Regions from separate parts of the Mus musculus genome. Here all the other regions are linked to region 2. A link is a loop called in an ENCODE intact Hi-C map of the cell type or tissue named here. Cell type or tissue: left cerebral cortex. All regions are shown on one strand. Links, peaks and the distances in the headings refer to the core of each region. The heading gives the core; the rest is flanking DNA.

Region 1 (8,017 bases), core at 1,442-6,441, 260 kb before region 2:
GACACTGGCATTAACTGTGACTGTAAGGCTGACAGGGCTCCAACTAGATAGGAGCACAAGGTTCTATATACTCAGAATAATTTAGTCTGTTTGATGTATTTATTGACCCCCTGTTCCTAGACAGAGGTGCCAATAAGTCTTGAATAGGTTGCCTCTCTCTGGAGCTGGAATTCTAGGCTACTGTGGGTGACCCGAAGTGTATGCTGGAAACTGAACTCTGTCCTCTTTAAGAGCTGCATGTGCTCTTCATCCTCAGGTCATTTCTCCAGCCCCAGCTAACTTACTCTTAAGCTTTTGATCACGAATAGAATACATGATATGTTGGACACATTCTCCTGACCTTATACCATTTCTTCCTCCCTCATTAGTCTCTTTGTCCCCCTAGACAGTTTCACTTCTATGCCATACATAGCATCCATAACTTAACGTGACTAAATAAAAATCTAGGAATCACAAAAGTGAGAAAACATGGTATTTGTATTTCTGAGATTGACTTAATTTACTCAGGATGACGATTTCCAGCTGTGTCTACTTTCCTGAAAACGACAACATGGCTGTTCTTTATGCAGCTGCAGTCCCAGGCTGCACATCCAGTATGTGCTCCAAGTTGGTCCATAGTTCTGTGCACTGCAGTAAACACAATGTGCAAGCATCTCTGGGACACCTTGGCTTAGATCCTGTGGGAAACACTTTTAAAATTAACCCTTGATAAATGAAATGGCACTTCCCTGCAATGGGCCAAGTGTGAACAGCGGCTGGAGAAGCACAGAGTAGGTAAACTTTTCAGAAAAAGAGCCCCACGATGCCTTCCTTGTCCTGCAGTGCAAAATGCAAGCCTCTTAAGGCATGTCCCCACTTTGTGCTACCCAGGTAGTAACTACCCTAAGATCTGTGTATCAGCAGGCAGATGATGTCAAGTGCACATCTGAGGAGGGTGGAGATCTGGGGACAAAACTATTAGGATGGCATTCAGTCTTGGAAATTAGGGTCATCTACATCTAACCAATGAGCAGTGTTTTAAGGCAAGAGAACTGGTGTTGAGGAAACAGAACTCCAAATTTGTAACCTCAGGGCTGTCTTTGACCCTCACCCATTTTGAACCCTACAACATGTGTGGTCTAAACACTACAGTCTCATTACTCCTATAAATTCACAGGGAAGTTTGAAATTCAACCCTGTATTTCTGCGTGAATAAGTTGGGGATATTTATTCTCTGAATTGGAGTGAGACTTCCCCCTTCTCTTCCCTCACTTCCCCTCTCTTCCCCTAATTTATATTTATGATCTCATTAATGTTATTCTTAAAATTATGATCCATATCCATTTCTCCAGACTCCTAGAAAAGTATTTGTGTAAAATCTCACAAGTTTCTAGGCATAAATAACATGTAGAAATGTTTTGAAAGTCCTTAGAAATGTTTCCTTGGATGTTATAGCTTTCGTCTCAGGGGATAGCTGGTATTTCATAAATGGTGGGGCACTAAAACCATGCTGTTACCAAAAAAGATATTAGCTTTAGTACAAAGAATGGATGTCTTCCAACAATGAAATCGTTTTCTGATGTGCCCACTCTTGATGATGGTTTTAATGTGTTTATTTTTATAAACTTCCTGTGCATTCTGCTTCTAGAGAAGAGGTTGATTCTTAGGTTCTCCCTTTCTCCCATCCTAAAGGAGCAGGCTTTCCTATAACTGGAAATTAGACATTATGGTAATTCCAGTGTTTTCCTGTCCTATACAATTTCTATGTGGTAGTACAGCTGGGCATTCAGAATAAAGTTCCAAAACAATAAACCCATAATTGAACCAGAGCTGAGAATCACACGGCCTTTCAAAATTAGCACTATGAAAAAAAAGAGCAATTCTTTGCCTGTTGGTCTGTCCATGTGTTTCTGCTCCTTTGTGCATCTGGCCTATCTCTCAAGTAGAACAGGGTCATTTTTCATATCTGAACTTTATGGCTCCCTTTCATGTTCATTCTCAGTCTATTTGAACTGTGCTTGTGCTTTGCCATATCTAACATTGTCTACCTTTGAAGGATACTGTTGAGAGAATGAAAATTGAGTCTTAGGCTCTGAGACAACATTTGGAAGTCACACATCTCTGATGAGAGACACTGGCCCATCATGTATAGATAATTTCCAAAGCTCCGTGAGGAGATAGGTGTGAGCTGAAGACACGAGAGTGATCTGGATGTGCTTTTCATCAAAGGAGACTCGTGGTTCACACACAGTGCCATAAAAGATTAAAGATTCTGTACTATTAGTTGTTAACAGATCACCAATTAACAAATGCTATGATACATCTACCATATAGTAATAAGTATAATTAAAGAATTTAAATAGATACATTAAAAAAGAATCAGTACAGACAAATTTGTGAAATCAAAATCAATTACATGTCCATTACTTCACAGAGTCCTTGTTTTTGTGATGTGCCAGGTGGGGAGGACAAGTGTGTGTGTGTGTGTGTGTGTGTGTGTGTGTGTGTGTGTGTGTGAGAGAGAGAGAGAGAGAGAGAGAGAGAGAGAGAGAGAGAGAGACAGAGACAGAGAGAGACAGAGACAGAGAGAGAGACAGAGACAGAGATACAGAGAAAGACAGAGAAACAGAGAGACAGAGAGAGAGACAGAGACAGAGATACAGAGAAAGACAGAGAAACAGAGAGACAGAGAGAGTGAGAGAGAGTGAGAGAGAGAGATGGAGAGAGATGGAGAGAGAGAGACAAAGAGGAAGGGAGGGAGAGGGGTAGGGAGAGAGGGAGGAAGAGAGTGAGAGATATACTAAAAAAAGCCACAGCAATCTATAAAACCATGTGTGTAATGTTAATCACAAAATTGAAATATTAAATAAACCTTTATTTGCACACATAGTGCCGATGTAGATTTTATAGGATGTCCAAGAATCTGGGCAAGAGCATTTTGGTAGTCCAGATACTTGGTTCCAGGTACAGAGATAAACAAGTATGTAAGGAACGGGACAAATGTGGAGGATCCATACTTAGCTTCACTGCTCCACACTGTTATAAGGTAGCCAGCTACTGAGAGGGAAAACACGCAGGCAGTGGGTTCTGCATTCCAGGGACAAAGGTGAGGCAGCAGTAAAGGCCCTTCCAGGAGTTACTAAGCATCAGATGTAATTTCTTTTTAAACAGACAGAAGTTTGCCAACAGGTTATGTAACAAACCACCAGTGACTCATGTCATGTTTTGACTTTTCCTCTGCAAACTGCATTTCCCCCCCTAGCAGAGATGGATCTGAACACTCTGTTTGGGAACATCGTGCACGCTTTCCTTCCCTAACCTTTGTGGAGAACGTTACTTCCACATACAGAAGATGGTATTTCAGTTGCTTCTCAGTTTCCCAGGAATATACTATTTTAAAATCTAGAGAGTGATGTAATTAGCGAGTGTTCACAGAGACCAAAAGGCATGGTTTAAATTTTTTCTTTTTATTATAACCCCTTGAGTCCTATTAATGCCGTCTACAAGCGCATGGGTCTGGGCATACCCACAAAGCACAGTTACTCTCTCCCCCAGTAGCCATCAACTGCCAATAGATCATCATCATCATCATCATCACCATCATCATTTTGCCTAGGATGATGCATCTTTCACCACTTTCCCCTGCTCACGTAGGCGTATTCACTGGCTTGATAAGAATATGCAGGTTGCCCCAGCTGCTATGATTCAATGTATACAACAGTCATATCATGCCTGGTTAAGAAGCATCAGTGTTGTGTATATGATTCCCTCCCAGGAAAACATGCCTGGAACCTACCTGGAATCAATGTAAACTATGAATGCATTTGGAAGGGGCCACAATATTCTCCCTTGCACATCTTGGAACAGGAGTTAAAGAAAAGCACTGATAACTGTATAATTATGAAAGCCCTTCTGTGATGCTGTATCGCTATAATTACTAAATCATGCCTTAAAAAAAAAGACAACATTACAAGTTAACCTAAACAATGCACATAAATTTGAGGCCAATCCATCTAAACTTCTTTGTTTCTGAAAGCTCCCAAAGTCAGTGGATCCTTACCAAAGTGAATGTCACACATAACCCTTGCATGTAGTGTGCTTGTGACTATGGTACACAGGCCTTGCCTTTTTTGATTTAACATCTTTGTAAGTAATATGATTATCTAACATCCTTTAGATACTTAATAGCCTTCAGAAAAGACATCTGGTTCCACTTTCACCCACTGCTGACGTTCTAATTGCTTTGATAGAATGGCTGAGGGATTGTGTTTTTTCACCGATCAGACAGATTCCTCGGTAATCGGTAGCAGAAAAGACAGTGAAATTCTGTGCTCTTTTCTGGGGCTGCAGTGGACATCAGTTGGATCCAATTTATTTTGTATAATTCTGTCTTTTTGAAAAGATCTTTGATGTCCCTCCCATCAGCTCTGCTTAGTGAACTAAATGTCTAGTGTGTAATGAAACTCAAAACATGTTAATGAATTTGACCTTACATGTTTCCACACAAAGCTGTCTGCTCTCACGTGGGACCGGCCTTCAGCTTACGATGGACTTAGTTTCTTGATGTGTGAGATTAGCTTGTTTTTTTCACTGTCAGGAAGGAAAGAAGCCTTTGGTTTCAGAGCTGTGTCATAATTGGAAACGTTTATGTAGAAAGAGTTAGTTCGGTGGGCATTATATATGTATATATACATATGAGTTAGCACATACACAAATAAAATATATATAACACATATATAGAAGTTACCATATATCATCACACACAAAAACACACACATTTTAGTACTGTATATACAACATATATATGCAAGATTTTAATCTTACAGGATACTTTATGATATTCTATATCAAATAATTGCCTAAAATGTGTTAAATTATAGTTGCTAAAGTCAGAGAACAAAGTTAGGAACTTTATCATTAGTTAGTAACCAATAGTTTTTCTGCTGAATAATATATTCTCTGAATTTGAGTATTTATTTATTCATTCATTTGTTAAATTTGTTTATTTATTTTACAATCCAGTATCAGTCCTTCTTCTTCTCCATGTACCACCTTACATAAGTCCTCCCACCATTCATTCCCCTTATAAGGGGAAGGCCCCCCTGGGTGTCAACCCCCATCATACTCTCATCCCACCTCTAACCCCTCACCCTGCATATAAAGTTGCTGCAGGACTAGGCACATCCTCTCCTACTGAGGCCAGGGAAGGCTGTCCATTTAGGGATGCAGGATCCACAGGCAGGCAGGTAGACAACTGGCTCATTGACAACTTCTGCTCCAGTTGTTTGGGGGACCCTCATGAAGACCAAGCAGCTCATCTATTACATATATGCAGGGGTCCTAGGGCAAGCCCATGATCACTCTTTGGTTGGTGATTCAGTCTCTGGGAGCGCCCAAGGGTTCAGGATAGTTGACTCTGTTGATCTTTCTTTGAAGTCCCTGTACTCTTTGGGTCCTCAGTTTTTCTCCCAATTATTCCATAAGACTCTTTGAGCTCCATCTAATGTTTGTATGTGAGTCTCTGCATCTCTTTCCATTGGCTGTTGGTTGGAGTCTCTCAGAGGACAGTTATGCCAGGTTTCTATATCAAATAGTTGCTTAAAATATTTTAGTTATTTACAGTTACTAAAGTCAGAAACTTTATCATTAATTAGTAACCAATAGTTTTCCTTCTGAGTAATATATTCTCTGAGTTTGAGTTTTTAAACTGAGTCTGACTGTTACTAGAGACTGTTTTGAATTCAAAACAAATGGTTATCTGAGAGCAATTTCTAAGCAAGGGAGCTGTGGGTGCCCAGATCTGGAAGGTCACAGGCCTGAGGGATGACTCAGGAAGATGATCTCATTTGCAGGTGGAGTCTAGGAAGGTAAATAATTGGAAGAACATGCCCTAGAAAAGAGCATTTGGACTTCATCCCACCCTTTCCCCCTCTTTCCTCTTCCTGTCTCTCCTTCCCTTCCCCTCTCTCTTTCTCCCCTTGTCTCCTTCCCAGTGGCCATGATGTGAGAAGCCCTTTCTGTCACATGCTCTCTTCACTGGAAGGCTCTAACCCATGGGATAAGCTAAACCTTTCCTCCTATGACTTGCTAACTCATTGCAGTGATGGGGGAGCTGATCAACCATGGAGGATGATACATAACTCGAGCCCATAGCTGGGCCATGCCTTTAGCCAACTTCTGTAGCAATGCGTAGTTTTGATATATTCCATTCAGAATAGGAGTAAAAGTATCTGTGGGCTAAGTCACAGCAAGATTACCTATGTAGCCTGGTTGCCACTCAGATCACGAATAGTCCAGGTTAATGCAAGATACTTGTGCAATCACATCTTCAGAGCAAACCATTTTTGCCTTAGTATTACTTTATCTGGTACTTATGCATTTTTAGTGTTAGTATGGAAATACACTTACTATGTTTCTTTGCCATTCTCAATATAATATACACACACACCCATGGCTCATCTGGTGAAACATACATTTCTAATTGTTGTAGTTAATTACTAGTAGGTGTTGCCTTAGAATTTTACTGCTGTGAACAGACACCATGACCAAGGCAACTCTTATAAGGACATATAATTGGGATTGCCTTACAGGTCCAGAGGCTCAGTCCATTATCATCATGGCAGCATCCAGGCAGGCATGGTGCAGGAGGAGTTGAGGTCTACATCTTCATCTGAAGGTTGCATAATACTGGCTTCTAAGAAGCTAGGATGAAGGTCTTAAAGCTCATGCCCAGAGTGACATATCTTCTTCAACAAGGCTACACCTACTCCAACAGGCCACACATTCTAATAGTGCTACTCCCTGAGACAGGCATGTGAAAAGCATCACAGGTGTGCTTTGTCATATCCCATAGAAATGACACAAAATGCCAAGTCTGTCATTCATGATAATAACATGACTGCCAGACTATCATTTGCAGATCAGAAGGCTTTAAGCAGCTGGCTAACTTGGAATGTGCCTCCTCAGAGATTGTTTTAAGCAGGTCTCCACTCAACCTGGGCTCTTCTTGCTTCTTCTCAGGAGAACAGTGTATAAGTATAGCCATTGAAACCTTGAATGTCCTGAAAGTTTGCTCAGATCAGAGAAGAAACTGGCCCTTCAACTCTATCTGCACAGGAATAGCCAAGGGATGCTGGTGGGAAAGCTACTAGACAGTGAGAACTCACTCAGGTGGGAATCTGGCCTCCTGAGTGTGCAAAGGTCAAGACCAGTATGGAGATCTGCTAGAAAGCTCTCTGAAAACACTAGCAAGCTTCTGGGGCAAGGATAGGGCTCAGGGTTACCCATCCTAAGTACCATTTTCTTAGAACCTTTTGTTTGAATATAAGTAGTTTCTCATTTGCCTTAAAAAAATTGAACATAATAGAAAGTGTGATGAGTTATCCATTACCAACGGGGTGAACAAATACATACATGAAATGAGTCATATAAAATTAAATGAAGTGCAAACACAAGCGCTGCCGTTCTGACATTCTGGAATGAGTGTTTAATAGGGACATTATACAAATGATCTGTAGAAAATGTGATTTTATTTAAAAGATAAACTGTAGTACTTTCTTATTTGCAGTTCAGTTTGCTTATGCACTTTTTATCAACTCTTTTCTTCCATGTCTACAAAGTACTCTGAAACCTGATTTTTCTTTTACCATTTTGGTTTGTTACAAAGTTGCCCAACAGAAGTGTTTCCAGCATGTGTTTGCATGTGCCTTTTCCTCTTATGGCCTCCTGCTATTTTGAGTCATTCCTGATTGTAGATCTTGTTTCAGCATTTCTTTCTAATAAAGCAAACGACACACAAAAGGGGTATTTCAGAGATCATCTTCATTACATAGTGTGCACGTTTAATTTATTTTTTATCTCCCAACTTGAAAATACAACATTTTCTCAATGCTCCGAGGGAAGCATGAAGAGAATTTGAAGGTTAATCCTATTATTCTGCTCTTCTCCCTACCAGACATCCTGACTGAGGCTAGAGAAAGATGGGTCCTTCCAAGACGCTCACCAACTTGGCCCACAACTTCTCTGGTGAGTATTGATG
Region 2 (8,017 bases), core at 1,549-6,548:
CTGATCTCAGAAAGGCAGGCAGTGCCAGGGAGACCGACCAATGTTTGTGCATTCTGTGTTAAATGACTTCAGTGCTAATGGCCTCTGTAAGCACAAAAAACCTGTTTGCAAGAATCAAAAGTGCTTTAGATATGTTCAAAGACAGCTCTTTTTTTTTTCTGACCAGAATAAATCGGTCAAGTTCACTGTGAAACTCCATGCAGAGGTGTAAATTTAAAGAGATGGCCACTCAAACCATGATACTTCAGTACTTTGAATGAGAATGGCCATAAGATGAAATATTTGAATGCTTGGTCCCTGAAACTGTTTGGGAATAATTAAGAGGTGTGGCCTTATTGGAGAAGGTGTGTCAGTGGGAATGGGTTTTGAAGTTTCAAAATCCACGTCAGACCTGTCTTGCTCTGTCTCTCTGCCTGTATCTAGGGGAACAGATATGAGCTCTCAGCTACTTCCCTAGTACTATGCCTGTCTACCTGTGAACATACTCCCTGCCATGATGATCATGGACCAACCTCCTGAAACTGTAACAAGCTGCAGTTTATTTGTGGCCTTTGTCATGGCTGTCATCACAGCAATAGAATGGTAACTAAGACAAGAACTCTGTACAAAGACCCATCTAATGCCTTATTAAGCATTCTTTTAAAGATACACTAATTGGGATAAAAGTTCATAATCACTGTCAACCCAACTAAATGACTGGCTAACTTCTATTTGGTGGGTCCTTGTTGGTTTTGTTACCATACGTCAGTTAAGTTGGTGTAATCATTACCAGAAGGCCTAAGATCTACCAGCTGTAGGATGGCATCTCCTCTACATACTTCTTTCATCCAATGGTCTATAGATCAATGTGGTTTGCCCTAATAATAAACTTAGATGGGTCTGATAACGGCCAGAGAGCATCAGCCAGATTGGAGTAAAGCTCGTCTCACTTGTTAGATGATTGACAGACTCAGAGCCATGGGTCCGTCCATGTTATACAATGGTAAATAGAATTTTATGCAATACTGGCCTTCCAGCAGTGTTCTGAGTATCAGAATTGGCCTCTCATGGTTAGCTTCATACACTCACCTGTGTTTGGAGACATAGCTGCTGATCTTCACAGAATCTGTCCATGGGATAAGAGGATTTATATACGACTGCCATTTTCAGGCTGGTAACCTCATTGTTCTGGAAAGCAAGAATGTTTTAGTTTTTTTTTTTTTCCGCAAGAAAATATAAACTGTTACCTTCTCTTGATTGCAAATTCCTACAGTTATTCAGCATTTTATCTTAGTTATTGTTCATATTTAGTCATCAATTGCTCTTACCCATGGCAAAGTACTACTTAAAACACTATCTGGTGAATATATATATCCATAGACAATTGTCATTCTCAGATTTAATCAATGAAGCCTTTTTTTTTCTAGTGGCTAAACTGGACAGTTGAGTGCCCAGCCCCAAACACGGTGTTTATGGCATTCTGTCCAAAGTTCCGGGGAGGAGTAGGATGAGTGGAAAGCTTATAAGAGCTGGAAGGAGAAGAGCTGTAGAATCTGTCTTCTGAGCAATGCACAGGCACTGCGAGCATGCACTCTCAACAACTGATGACATTAGTGAGTCTGCACAAGAACGGACCCATCAACAACCAGAGAAGGTAAAAACGCAACTTGGGGAGGGGGGGTCCCTGTCCCACACTGCTGAGCTATTTCCTAGAGATGGTATGGAATCCTCATTATCCTAATATGTATGTAACTTAAATCTGAATAGGGATGAGGACGTTCTGGTCTGTGTACTGGACACTATCCATGGAGATCTAAAGGGCTCTGCCTGTGGGCTTGAGTGGCCAAATTGTTGCTCTCTCCAAAGGGGAGGGGGAGGTAGATCAAGGTGAGCTGTCAGGTCTCTTTCACAGCTGCTGCCACTCCAGAGTTGCTGTGGTGCGGTGGGACTCAGTTGGCCAGCAGGGCACAGCTGAGCTTGAGTAGCTTCTGGCAACAAAAGCTTCCAGAGAGAATTCTCGTCTCCAGTGTGTTACAGCTCTGTACAACAGACACTCTCAGTCAGTCTTTGATGAAATAACTCATGTGTGTTTTGTTCCTTTTGGACAGGATCTTATTTATATACATTTTGGGATGGGTAGGGTCTAAAAGCAGATGCTTTCTACTGGCTTGGTCGGATCTGCATGTGGAGGTGGAGGGGCTTCAGGCCCTGTCACTAAGTGACTGATTGTCACAGTACTCTCCATGGGGTGTCATGGTCACATGTTCCCGGACAGGAACCTGTTCAGGAGTAGATGAAATCCCCACTATCCTCAGGTATGAGAGTACTGAGTTTCTGAATGCACTCAACCCTACCAAGTTTTTTTCTGGTGATAGCATTAACTTGGTGGACTATGCCATGCAGACACAACAATGCAAGGTGAGTAAGCAACCTTGAATGGGATAGTGCGTAACTCACTTTGAGAAAGTTCGCTTGACCCTTCAATGACAATTACAAGAAGCAATACTCAGTAATAAAATTATAGAGTAAGTACGATAGATTTCAACATTAACAAAAATAAGAGCAATAATAAAGTTAACAGACACTGCAGTGCTATATATTATTTTAAAAAATCACACTTGTCTGAAATTTTCATTTACTCATAGATTGTTAGACAACAAGAACGGCTCATTCCTGAGGAAAGGAATTGTGATGACTGGTACTTGGAATGCTGGAGAAGGGCAAATTCTTGCAGAAGGAATGAATAGATAGACTAAGAAAAACCAGTTGCTTATGAAATGAGTAAAAGAGAAGAGCCGGCCTGAAACAAAAGGGGTTGGAGTTACTGTGGGAGAGCAAGAGGGTTGGAGCCACACAGAATGCTTCCCTGCATCTGGGACTACAGACAAGGGCTTCGTGAGCTTCACACAGGCAGCCCATGTGGGCAAAGGCATCCTGCCTTCACATCCTTCAGACAGTCTAAGGGGCACTCTGCGTCACAGGCGGCACCTCAGAACAAAGGCACCTAGCAGATTAAGCATTCGTGCTGCAGAGCATGCTCATGGGATGTGCTTTCTTTGAGTGGCTGTAGTTAACAACTCCTCTGATTTAATATGAGCTGTTAAAAAGAATCACGGCGCTTCCACCAAATTACCATACCACTAAAAATGTTCCTCAGCCTGTCAGTGCTGTGCCTACAGCTCAAACTTTCTGATGGTTTATCTTTCATGTGGTTTTTGATCTTTTTTATCACCAAAAAATGAAGATAAATAACTCAGATGTACACAGACCATTCTACCCTTTTTCTTCAGAAAGCTGCTCCTACAGTTCAGCCCCTCTGTGCCCCACGACTCGGTATGAACAGCTCAGCAAGAGAGTATTGGCTGAAAACACCAAGCATGCTGTACTGGCAGATGGAGTGTGTGGCCATTTTTGAAGAGGAACAAATGTATGAATTTAATTAGGAGGAGATGTGACAGCTCCTTTCCTTGCTTGCATAATTTTGGAGACAATTGTGATGAGGTGCATGGCTTCTCCTCACACAGATTCACTCCTGAAGCAGCCTCTCGTTTTTCACTTTCTTCCCATTTGTTTCATCTTCCCATGAGTCTCCCGCAGCTTAGGAATTCACAAACGATATTTACACAACTTGTCTTTTTACATACTTGTGGTAAAGGCTGGCTGTTGCTATGATTATGTTAACAGGATACTCAGTTAACCTAAGCACACTTAAATTTATGGCCACTGAGTGCTAACAACAGCCTGCCTCTCAGGAAACCCACATACCCAGAGCCTGTGGTCATGTATGTTATAAAGCAGGGAAAAGCCAAGGATTTCAAGGCCGTGGAATATTTTATTGAGAGACTCCTTGGCCTCATAATAAATGAAAGGAAAATCTAAGGACAAACAAACCTCTTAATCCATGTCTTGGTATTAAATAGGAAAAATTCCAAATGGGTCAGTATGAAGGGAGTGTCAGAGTTGCCATGACAGCCTTTCCTGATGTGCATGCTCTTTGCTTGAGGAGACACACAGCACCCACAGAAGAGAGAAAGGCAGGAGCATGTGCAGTAGGCTTTGACTCAGCTGTCTTTGAATTCTGTGAAATAGAGATGACAGCCCCGCACCCGACAAAGCCACATACAGAGGATGAGGGTATTGAAGTGCAATGACCTGTGGAGAAAAACTGAAGTGTAAGGATCCTTACGCCTGTTCTGTCCCAGCCCCTCGAGGTCTTCTTCCCATGCGGGGCCTTATTACATTTAATTCAAACTGCTACTGCGAGAGAAGTCCAGGCTGCTTGCAGAGACTCAGCACTGCTATGGGACAAAGATGCACCCCCTGTTGGAACTTTTGCCTAGCCACCGCCTTGGGAGCTCCTTACAACTTCACCCTTTCCTCAGGACCCAGACTGTGAGCTCACCCAAAAGGCCCTCTGATCTTTGTGGTCTACTGTACTTCCTTCGCCTGCCTGTGGGGGCCTGGATGATTGACTCTGACTTACTATCAGAGTCAATGTGGATGATAAAAAGTGAGTTTCCCTCTTCTTCTATGTTGTGAAAGGTGAAGAGGGACAAGGTGAAAAAGAACACACCCTTAGTGAATGCAAAACCGCTTGAGGAATCAGCTGACTGCTCATTGAATGAGTCTAGACCGTGACTACTCTATGTGTAACGGCAAGCAGAATATTCAGCATCCTGGTTCTTCTGAGACAGTGTGACCATGGCCACCTACAGTGTGAGATTTGTCATGAGATCTGGAGGCTGATGGTGAGAACAGTCCTTCGGGAAAGGGAGAAATGAAAATGTGGGTATGAGGGTTCGTATAAGTCTGTCTCTCTGTGTGTGTGTTTATGTGTGTGTGTGTGTGTGTTTTGCACACATGTGCATGAACTTTGATATATGGATGCGTGTTTGCATTCTCTATGTTCATGTGGAGGCAGAAGATGACATCTGTGCACAGTTCTCTTGCTTTCTGTCTTATCCCCTGACACGGAGTCTCTCACTGAGCCTGGACCTCACTGTTGTTGGCTTGGTTGGCTGGCCATCAAGCTCCAGGGATCTTTTGTCTCTCTTTCCTCCTACAGCACTGGGTTCATATGCACACAAACTAATGTCTGGACTTGATGTGTGTCTGGACTTGATGTGGGTGTTGGAGACTGAGCTCAGCTCTTCATGCCCATGAACAAATTCTACTGACTGAGCACCAGCCTGGTGATAGCTTTCAAAGCTAAAACCTGAAAGAATGAAAGAAGCCAAAAAGGAGAAGAATATGGAGGAGGAAACACTGCAGATTGGAGGTGCTGAAGTTTATAGCCCCAAGTGCTATGTGGAGTCTAGAGATGTGAGCACAGCATTGAGAGGAATCACACCTTGCCTGGGGACACTACTGTGAGGAGTGTATTGGAAGTCAGTTGTATTGTAGGAAGGAAAGAAGTGACATGATTTGGTCTCAGTCTTGAAAATTGGCTCTGGATTGAATGAATATTTGGGTATGTCATCTGGGGAGAATTTTACAGTACAGAAGATGCTGTCTTTCCTTTTTGTAACTCTTCTATTATGTATTACTTCCCGACTGAAATTTCCCTTCCTTCCATTCCTCCAAGTCCCCTCTACCTTCCACCTCCTCCAGATATACTGCTCCCTGTCCCCTTCAGAAAAAGCAGGTCTTCCAGTGATGTCAATTGAATACAGCATAACAAGTTACAATAAGTCTAGGCACAAAACCTCATATCAAGGCTGGGCAAGGCAATCTGCCGCAGATCCTCTTGGTCCCTTGTCTGCGTGGAACGGGTTTCTGGTCACAGGTGGGCAAGGAGTCGGTGGGAATTGACAGACAGACTCAACACAAGGGAGTGTGGATCTGAATGTAATTTGTCAAATTTTTTATACAGAAGAAAATAGGGGAGTTGGGTGACACACCGGCAAGGTACAAAGAGGTTACTGGATTCTTACACAAAACAAAGCAATACAAATATGGAAGAACTGGCAGGAACCAACTGGGGTAAAACTCAATGTTAACAACTGGGATCAAAAACAGCTCCCCCTAAGGTCCACTTAATCTTAGAAGCCAGGGGCAAGGGCTTTGTGCCCTTGCCATAGTTCCTACTCTAGTCTATTGTATAGTACACCTTCCCCCTAGGCCATTGTAAATACTTGTTTGTGTATGGGTGTAACTCAGCTACCTATAGTTCTAAGTATCTCTACTCTGGTTACTCTTTAGGCCACAAACTTCCTTCTTCCTAGATCATGGTAAATTTCTGTGTAGGGTAGTGACTTAGCTATCCATGCCGAAGGCTGAATCAAGGACTGCCTAGAAACTAACTTAGCTATATGTCAAAATATTAATCCTTAGGAGCACTTGTAATAAAGCCATATTAAGGGAAAGCACACAGATCCATTTACCAACTAAAGCAAGGACATTGGGGCATTCTTTATACAGGATGCCACGATTCCAGGAGACTAAGTTTCTGTGAACTTTTTGCCTCGGGACAGCGCCCAGGTTTTCGGGGGCCTGTCGCGCTTGTCACTACTGGAGTGGATGTAGCAGCAACCCAATAGGAGGAAATTGGTTCCAAGAGCAGGCAAAAGACTCAGAGATATATTCCCTCTCCCACTGGTATGCATCCCTCAAATACCCCTGTAAATAGAATTTAAATATTATTTAATAGCTCTATGAGTTATTAATATGACCTGGCCAGCCCACCAGTATTTAAGGCAGAGTCCTCTAGATTTTAAAAATCAACTCTAGAACAATTATTGGGCAAGTTACCCATAATCTATTTTACTATGTGCTAGACTTTCAATTCCCAGCTTTGCTCCCTAAGTACCTGCTGTTTAAGTCTCAGTGGGGTTATTTCTCTTCCAACAGCCTGTCCTCAGGCTCCACTTCTTCTGGTCATGTGTTCATGATCTACCTGGACTCATGGTGGCTTCTTTCTCTCTTCTCTCTCCCTCCTTCTTCTTTCTCCTCTTATCTTCTTCTTTTCCCCCTAGTAGTCCCTACCTTTGATCCACAGTCCAGTAACTGAAAACCTGCCTACCTGTATTCTCCCCAGTAATTGGCTGTAGGCACTTTTATTTACCAAGTAGCTTTAAATTTGGGAGCAAGGTTTACATAACAAAGACTGGTATACTTGGGAACTCCCTTGTCTTTGGGCAACCAGATCTTGGGGGCCAGTATTTAGCATTTAAATACATAGCAGTACCAGACTACTCCTCAATACACCCCAAGCTAAACAGCTCCAGCATGTACACAGAGGACCTGTGCAGATCAATTCAGGATATGTGATTGACAGTAAATCTATGAGTCCCTATGAGCCCCGCTTAGTTGATTCTGTGGGCCATGTTCTTGTAGTGTCCTTGATTCCTACAATCCTTTCTCTCTTTCCCAATCTCCACCTAATGCTTTACTGTGGGTTTGTGCATCTGTTCCCATCAGTTGCTAGATGAAGCTTCTTGATAACATTTTGAATTTAACTATTAATAAGGGAATGGGAAATACATCAATGGGTACATAGAAATGAATTCTAAGCGAGATATTGTATTCAAGGAGTTGGGGTAGCCAGCAATAACCAAGTCTCAAAGCAAATCTGTAGCAAATGCATTGAAATCTTGTTGTTATAAACCGGGTAGAGTTTCAATACCATTATGGACTCTGATTTGTAAAACCAAGATGTTCTCCTTATAAGATACCTGGACATGGATGCCAGCACTGGGGTTCCATCTGGGTATGAAATGTATGTTTGGGAATTGTCAGCAGCCAGGTGGTATTTAGTTACCTGAAGGTTGGAGTTGAACTGAGTTGTAGAGTGCTTACCTACCACCAGGCATAGGTTCAGTCCCTAACACACAAACAAAATGTCAACAACAAAATAAAACTACTATGTAATACAAAGTCACCTGAGAAAACATAAGGAGAAGGGTGAAATCAAGGCTCAGCTCCAATGAAGACAAGAATCAGCATTCTTCTACACTCCAAATTCTCCAAGGAAAATTAAGGGGAAAAATGGGAGAGAAAACAGAGCAAAATAGCAGTGTGTGAAATGATAGAATCCAGG
Region 3 (8,017 bases), core at 1,442-6,441, 640 kb after region 2:
TGTGTGAAAAGAGCTGGCTTGAAAATGCTGTGCACTATGTAGTTCCCCTACATGATATCCATAGAGTGGGGTGTGTGTGTATGTGTGTGTGTGTGTGTGTGTGTGTGTGTGTGTGTGTGTGTGTGTGTGTGTATGCATGTGTGTGCATGCAATGTGTGAATGCCTGCCTGTGTGTATGTGTATTTGAATATATATGTGTATATACATACATGTGTGTGTGCATACAAATGTGTTTATGTGCCTGTATATACATGCCTGTGGGGGGTGGGAGGAAGAACAGAGCAGAGAGACTTGTATTTACAGTCCTTCAGTCAGATCTTACATCTATAGTATAATCTGTGAGAAGCCTTAGCCTTTCAGCATGTGTGAACATGAGGATCAGGTGAAGAGTCCGAAGCGGCTTCTCAGTCTCATTCTGTTCAAGTGTGGTGTGCATACACACTCAGTGCTTGTGTTCGTGTTGTACCCAAGGTAGAGGGAGTCCAATCTATGTCCACAGACACCTCTGAGGGACATTTGTAAGGACACAGCCACAACAGAACAACTTGTTTAGGGAGAAAAGATGAAGGAAAAAAGAAGGTCAATGTACTGGTTAGTTTATTTGTTTTAAAAGACTGAGAAGGGGGAAGTGACTTCATGTTTCCATTAGTTAAATGAGTCAACTGTTTAACCAGGAATGATTGTAAGATTTATCTGTATAATCAATTACGTTTTTGAGAAGAAAAGGAATATTTTATATTTATTCTGATGTTTTAAACTTTAAATGATTTTGTAAAATATCTTTTATATGTTAGTATTCGTGCTAAAAGAGAAAGATAAGTTATAATTATAAAAGTATAGTCATGGGGGGCCCAGACAAATGTGACCATTAAGACTCTGAGAGTTAATTATGTACTCAGCAATGTGTATCCCTAACAGGAAAACCACATACCTCAGCCATGGGCAGAGAAAGGAAGTGTGTATTGGATATGAAATGGAGTGTACCTGGATTACACTCTGTAGTTCAAAAAACAGCAGAAACATTTTCATTTTACCAAATAAAAGATAAAAACTACTAAAGGCTAAGTAATTCTTAGTCAACAGTCCTTTCAGTAGTTTACTCCTGCTGTTGTTAATAATCTGATTTTTCTTTTAGAAAAGTGTATGCTGTTCCTGTAAGCATCGTGTAGGGCTTCAAACACATTCCCTTTCTTCTTTCTTTTTAAAAGAAAAGTTAGACTTAGATTTTTCTCTTAGGAAAGAATAAAGTGTATACAATATAATTAGAAAAATAAAAGATGTTTACAGATTTTTCTAATCTTTTTTTCTTTCATTCCCAGTCCTTGAATAACTAGGGATGACAAAAAAAAAAAAAAAAAAAAAAAAAAAAAACCTGTGGGTAGACCACTATTATAGAATATCAATCTACCTGATCTTTTGTGAAAGCCTTCCTAAATGAGAAGACAGCAAGACTTGCTCTCAAGCCTGCTCCTCCAGCTGCCTTCCGGAACCCCCAATCTCTGCAACTGTTTACTAAAGGACCCAGCAAGGCCTCTGGACTCCCACAGCAAAATGCAGCCCTCTTATTTGGGATCCTCTTTCTCCAACAAATGACTCTTTAATCTTTGAACACAAGTTCTGTGTGATTTTGACTGGTATCCGCCACCCCCAGGAGCGCTACTGCCCTCTGGGAAAACACACACACACACACACACACACACACACACACACACACACACACACACACACACACTGACTCTGTCTGCCTCTCCTGAGGTCATTCATCTTCTGAAGCTGTGCACAATTTCATATCAGGAACGTAGCAAAACTAGGTGCAGAATTTAAACTGCCAAAGATTTTCAAACACGTTTTCTGTTACTGTATAATAAGATGGCAGATGGTCACAAGAGGTAGCTCTTGAGGTGAAATGAGTTCGAGACTAGCCTGAGGTGTGTAGAGTAAGATCCTGTCTCTAAACAAAACAAACCAACAACCGAAACAGGCCAGAGAGGGATGTGGAAGGGGAGATGCCAAGAAAATAAAAGAAATAATAAGAATGACAGTATATACCCCCATGCCTGACAATTGGAAGCTGAGATGAAATAGCTCCCTGTATTTAGAGTGTAGATTTCCCTTGTGATGGGGACTCGCTGGCCCCACCCCACCCTTGCCTGATGTCCCCATTGCTGGGAAATCAGGCAGCTAAGAGGAAAACAAGAGAGAATGTCTGGTTTGCCTCAAAGATGGATTTTTACACTCCACATGGGTTTTTCTACATCTCCAGACATCAGGTTAACCAGTATGTAAATTTTTTAGGTTCCAATAGCCTTAAACATTAAAATAAAATGCCAACATTATTAAGACTGAGGTTAACTTCAATAATACACGTGCTTGGATCGGTGCTTTTCTTTGGGGTGAATACGATAAGGGTGAAATACAGGGACCCCTCCCCCCTTTTTAAAAATAAAATGGCCTATGAAGACCTGGCACCATTCTATGTCCGGAGTGGGGATGTGTGGGAGATGAGAAGTGTAGTACCCTGTGCAGTACACCAACCTGAAAGGAAATATGTTTAGATAATTCCACTAGTCCCGGGCGGCCGATTTCTCGGGTGAGCAACTCCGGGTGGGGTGAGGGGCTGTAGATCTTAAGAACCAGCCCCCAGAACTGACAGTGGGTAGGTATGAGGAAAACAGGGTGAGCAGCCACGTTAAACAGAAAGCAGAAAGGCTTCGTTTCATTGTCCTCAGAAGAGCCATAGGTGGGTAAGAGACAACACAAAGAGAAGCGAGTTTCCAAGGAGCCCGGCAAAACCAGTAGGCAGGAGCCACCGCTCCAGCGGCAGCCTTAGCAGGCAAATAAGAAATATCTTCGCTTTAAACGAGAGTGCACTTCATTTTAGCTTTGGTTTGTACCGTTGGGTTAAAATAGCAAATGACCCAGAAGGTGCGTGCTGGGAGGCAGAGCTAGGGTTTCAGGACCGAGCTGCAGGGGAGGAGGGCGTAGGTGATGGACAGAGGAGGCGGGACGCGGGGAGTTGGGGAGGCCTATGGAGTAGAAAGTGGGGGAGGGGCGGCGATGCTGAGTCCCGGGCTGTTTCACCGATCCGGCCTGAATCCGTGAACTCCTTTCCGAACCGCTCCGGAGCCGCCCGGACACGGCGGTCTCCGAAGACCGTTACTCCAGCCGAACCGGCAGATGCGCGCGATCCAGGAGGGAAAACGAGAGGGGGAGAGACGGGACAAAACCCTGCGGGTGCGCGGGGAGGGGGGGAGGGAGGGCCCGGCGACCGGGCTCTAGAAAGAGGGAGAAAAAGAACCGGAGGATGAGCCCACGTGCACGGTGCCGCGCGGTGTCGAAGCGCCACCTTCTGCTGGATAGCGGCGCAGCGCGATCGCGCGCGGGTTTAGGGCGCGACGCGCCCAGGATGAGCAGGGGCACCCACTCGCGGTGCCCGGGTGGGTGCATCTGCACTGGGGTTCAGTCCATCGTCCCGCGCCCTTGAGTCCGCGCTGGCGTCTCTCGCTCCGTCCTGCATCCGCCCGGGGGACACGCGCAGCTGTGCGCACTCGCGGATTTCTTTTGAAAAAATAACATATTTCTAGACAACTCCCCCCGCCCCCCATCTTTGCAAACTGGCCAGGAGGCGGGGCTGGAGGTGGGGCCCGTGGTTAATAACGGGAGATAGGCGGAGTCGGGACCAGCCATTGGCTGGTGGGAGTAGTGATGTCACCCATATGACACCCTGATAACGAGTTGAGAGAGAGCCCTCAACTTTTTGCAGAAGAAGCGCGCGCGCCTGGGAGTGCTTGGGGTCCGGCGCTTGCGGCGGCTGCCAGGAGTGAGAGAGCGAGAAATCAAGCGAGTGAGAGAGAGAGCGCGGGTCCCGGGCCGCCGCCGCCTCCTCTCCGGTCGCCGCCGCAGCCGCCGACGCAGCAGGGAACGGGGCCGGGGGGGAGGGGGGCAGCCGCGGACGCGCGCGGCCAAGGACTTTGCAACTTGCCGGAGAAGGTGGAGGGGCGGGAGGGGGAGGGGCGCCCGCGCAGGAGACCGAGCGCCCAGCCCCGCCGCGGACCATGGTGCAGCAGGCCGAGAGCTCGGAAGCCGAGAGCAACCTGCCCCGGGACGCGCTGGACACCGAGGAGGGCGAGTTCATGGCGTGCAGCCCGGTGGCCCTGGACGAGAGCGACCCGGACTGGTGCAAGACGGCGTCGGGCCACATCAAACGGCCCATGAACGCCTTCATGGTGTGGTCCAAGATCGAGCGCAGGAAGATCATGGAGCAGTCGCCCGACATGCACAACGCCGAGATCTCCAAGAGGCTGGGCAAGCGCTGGAAGATGCTGAAGGACAGCGAGAAGATCCCGTTCATCAGGGAGGCGGAGCGCCTGCGCCTCAAGCACATGGCTGATTATCCCGACTACAAGTACCGGCCGCGCAAAAAGCCCAAGACGGACCCAGCGGCCAAGCCCAGCGCGGGCCAGAGCCCCGACAAGAGCGCGGCGGGCGCCAAGGCAGCCAAGGGCCCCGGCAAGAAGTGCGCCAAGCTCAAGGCGCCTGCGGGCAAGGCGGGCGCGGGCAAGGCGGCGCAGCCGGGGGACTGCGCCGCGGGCAAGGCAGCCAAGTGCGTCTTCCTGGACGACGACGATGAAGACGACGACGAAGATGACGAGCTGCAGCTACGGCCCAAGCCGGACGCTGACGACGACGACGACGAGCCCGCGCACTCGCACCTGCTGCCGCCGCCGACGCAGCAGCAACCCCCTCAGCTGCTGAGGCGCTACAGCGTGGCCAAGGTCCCCGCCAGCCCCACGCTCAGCAGTGCCGCCGAGTCCCCCGAGGGCGCGAGCCTGTACGACGAAGTGCGCGCGGGCGGCCGGCTCTACTACAGCTTCAAGAACATCACCAAGCAGCAGCCTCCGCCCGCGCCTCCCGCGCTGTCGCCCGCGTCCTCCCGCTGCGTGTCCACCTCCTCATCCAGCGGCAGCAGCAGCGGCAGCGGCGCCGAGGATGCAGACGACCTCATGTTCGACCTGAGCTTGAATTTCTCCCAGGGCGCGCACAGCGCCTGCGAGCAGCCACTGGGCGCGGGAGCGGCGGGGAACCTGTCCCTGTCGCTGGTGGATAAGGACCTGGATTCCTTCAGCGAGGGCAGCCTGGGTTCCCACTTCGAGTTCCCCGACTACTGCACGCCGGAGCTGAGCGAGATGATCGCGGGGGACTGGCTGGAGGCGAACTTCTCCGACCTGGTGTTCACGTATTGAGAGGCGCAGGGCTCCTCGGGAGGCAGTCGTGGCGGTCAGGATAAAGAGGATGGTGGGGGGAGGGGGAGAAGATGCTCATGGTCAGAGAGATGTGGCGCTGAGAAATTGGAAACGGTGATGAAATGTTGTTGGAGTTAAAGTGAAATGAGTAGTTTTAAACAGATTTTCCAAGTTTTTTTTTTAATTTTTATTTTTAAAAAATTTTTTGGTCTCCCCACTCTTCCCGTCCTTTATCGTGTCTCAAGGTAGTTGCACACCTAGTCTGGAGTTGTGATTTTTTCCCCACCCGTAAAAAAACGTGTTTTGTAATTTCTATTTCTTTTTCCTGAAATTCGTGATTGCAACAAAGGCAGAGGGGACCGGGCGGGGGAGGGGAGGAGGCCCCGCTCCGGAAGGCGCTGTTTGAAGCTTGTGGCTCTTTGAAGTCTGAAAGACATCGGCAGAGGACCCTTTAGACGGCACAACTGTTACTCTAGGGAGTTGATTTTTTTTTCTTAAGAGATTTAAAAAGGAACTGGTGATTTAAAAAAAGAAAAACACAAAAAGGGACCATTGCAACCTTTTTATTTTATTTTCTTTTTTGGAGGGAGAAAGCTGATGTCTTCTATGCATCCGATTTCTTAAACTGCAGGGAGCTTGAAAAAATGCAGTCTGTACAAACGCTTACAAAAATCATAACTGTGAACTGACTTAAGACCAGAGTTTACTTTTCAGATCAAATTGTTTATGGTTTTACAAATGTGATTTCTACTTGGCAACCTTTTTTTGGTAACTCGTTCCCTTATACCTCCTTGATTGAATACCTTACAGCCTAGACCTCAGTACAAAAAGGTATTGAAACATTTTTGATACATAACAGACCTCAATCTTTTTTAAAAATTAATATATTTTCAGGCGTATTTTTGTACAGTGAAAAGGGAACAATCTTGCTGTGTTTTTTCAGTAAGACTTTCAGGCACTTCTTCCCTTTTGATTTCTTTTTCTTTTTTTCTCTTCTTGTTTTTGTTTTTCTTTTTTGTTTGTTTTTTTAGCATGCAAATATGTTGGTACGTTATGTCCTGGTTTAAAAGGATTAAAAATTTAAAAGTAATCCTTGCATCTAAAGGCCTTGTGGTTTAAAAAAAAAAGCAAACTTTTTTGTACAGCTATAGTAGAGATTTGTTCAATATTTGTAGGTAAAGATTTATTGAAAATGGTGACCTAGACCTCAGAGCTGTTCTTAGTTTAAGACTGTATGTACTGTATCATAGTAGGACCTATGTATCTCATCGCTGTGATGTGTGGACGGGGCCCCAGACAGAAGGTTTGAAACTGGATACGCGATTTTTATCAAAAAGAAAAAGGAAAGGCACATAGTTTAAAATTTTCTCATTTTGTGCAATATAATTAAATAAACAGACCATTGCATATTTAGTAGCAAATGGTGGCGAAGCAGACTCAATGCACTGTCGAAGTCACCGCCGGGGTTTTTGGGTTTTTTTGTGTGTGCTGAAGTCTGTGTCTTGATTTTAATAAATCAGCAGGATCGGATAGAAGCTCGCATGGCCCTTAGTCTCTCCCGGGAGCCGCGTGTTCACCGCGCAGCGGACGCGGGTGGCGGAGGGCGGATGCCGCTTTTTGGAGCCCTTAGGCTGCCATAGGTTGCAGCCCGGTGTCCTCCCTTCTCACCCCGCCCTGCGTCTCCATCCCCGCCGTGGGCTTCGCGCTGGTCCGTGCCTGGCGAGTCTGGAGCTAGTGTCCACAGGGCTAGGCCTCCGCTTCTGGCTTTGGGTTTTTTCTGTTGTTGTTGGTTTTTTTTTTTTTTTTTAAATCTCCACCCCCATCCGCGGGCGGCATCGCTGCGCGCGCGCGCGCGCGCTCAATGAGATACGAGTGGAGAGGGCCGCGCCCTTCAGCGTTATCCACGCGGGTGGGGCACGAGGAAAGCAAATGCGCCTAGAGCCGCCTTCACGGTGCAGGATGGCTTTGGTTTCTTTGATGGAGCATTTGCCTCCAGGGGCCCGGTCCAGCCCTCCCCTCCCCCACTGCCCCCTCCCCCCCGCCAGCTTGTCCCTCGTGGTGTCCCGCGCGCAAGCCCAACTCCCCAGGGCCGCGACGCACGCGACCGAGGAGCCCTTCAGCAGTGAATTGAAACTCGGTGCCCAACAGCCCGACTCTAGACCCACAGAAACCATTACGGCGCGGGCGCTGACCGCGGGGACTTGACCAGTAGGGATCCAGGTCGGTGCCCCACGCAAGACAGGCACTGCAGATAGAGAGCTCGCCCTCACGGAGCAGCGCGATCTCATAGCGCGTGGGTGGGGCGGCGACCCGGTGTGGCTTTTTCGGGCTTCCCTCGCCCACCCCTCCCCCACAGCGCCCTGCTGTGAGCCACGCGGGGACCTTTAAGCCGCGAATAATTTCACCAGCGGTTTACTGGGGACAGATTCTGAAGCCTAAGGAAAAGGCATTCTGAGTGTCTTGAGTTCTTAACATTTGCATGTGTTCCCGTTTCCCGTCGGGCGTTTTCCATGGTGAGGAAGGAACTTTTAAATAAATTAGAAAAGGAGTGAGGATCTGGCTTCAGAATGGAAGCATAGCTGCAATTTGTATTTTAAAATTATGTGGCCGAGTTTCTTGGTAGGAAAAGAAGAGACAGTTCTTGGTTGGAGATCAGGAAAAAAAGAAATCTTTTCTTTCTTTCTTTTTTTTTTTTTTTTTTTTTTTTTAAATCCCAGTTAGAACTCAGGAAAGGCGCTTGAATGCGCTTTTAACAATATTTAAAGCGGTTTCGA

Evidence for each region. Hi-C counts contacts between places; a loop is a spot of excess contacts. Peaks named below come from ENCODE experiments on the same cell type or tissue, not always from the same donor. Only the 100,000 strongest peaks of a DNase experiment are listed, where the experiment ranks them.
Region 1: it touches region 2 in a loop (13-fold over the local background); 2 of 42 quality-filtered maps call a loop at or near these places.
Region 3: a loop joins it to region 2, with 4 times the contacts of the local background. A loop is called at or near these places in 3 of 42 quality-filtered maps.

The regions. Positions count from the first base shown.
Region 1 is chr12:28,233,442-28,241,458 of GRCm38, reverse strand. No RefSeq gene overlaps it. Among named protein-coding and RNA genes, the nearest start is that of Gm25564, 110 kb to the left of the region's middle. In left cerebral cortex, for the core only: no CTCF peak of the experiment used is centred there; DNase peaks (open chromatin) are centred at 3,231 and 3,610; H3K27ac peaks cover 442 bases.
Region 2 is chr12:27,973,744-27,981,760 of GRCm38, reverse strand. Gm45941 (a long non-coding RNA gene) reads right to left here. Exons shown (of 3, transcript XR_381389.3): 2 at 1,069-1,167. Among named protein-coding and RNA genes, the nearest start is that of Gm31025, 8.6 kb to the left of the region's middle. In left cerebral cortex, for the core only: a CTCF peak has its summit at 4,449; DNase peaks (open chromatin) are centred at 3,368, 4,121, 4,639, 5,117 and 1 more place; H3K27ac peaks cover 1,401 bases.
Region 3 is chr12:27,338,447-27,346,463 of GRCm38, reverse strand. Sox11 (SRY (sex determining region Y)-box 11) reads left to right here and starts at 3,746. Exons shown (of 1, transcript NM_009234.6): 1 at 3,746-8,017. The coding sequence starts at 4,056. The coding sequence ends at 5,243. It overlaps Gm30855 (a long non-coding RNA gene), which reads right to left and starts at 1,310. Exons shown (of 3, transcript XR_381385.4): 1 at 1-1,310. In left cerebral cortex, for the core only: a CTCF peak has its summit at 3,361 (motif pointing left); DNase peaks (open chromatin) are centred at 4,596, 4,887, 5,136, 5,634 and 3 more places; H3K4me3 peaks cover 3,951 bases; H3K27ac peaks cover 3,531 bases.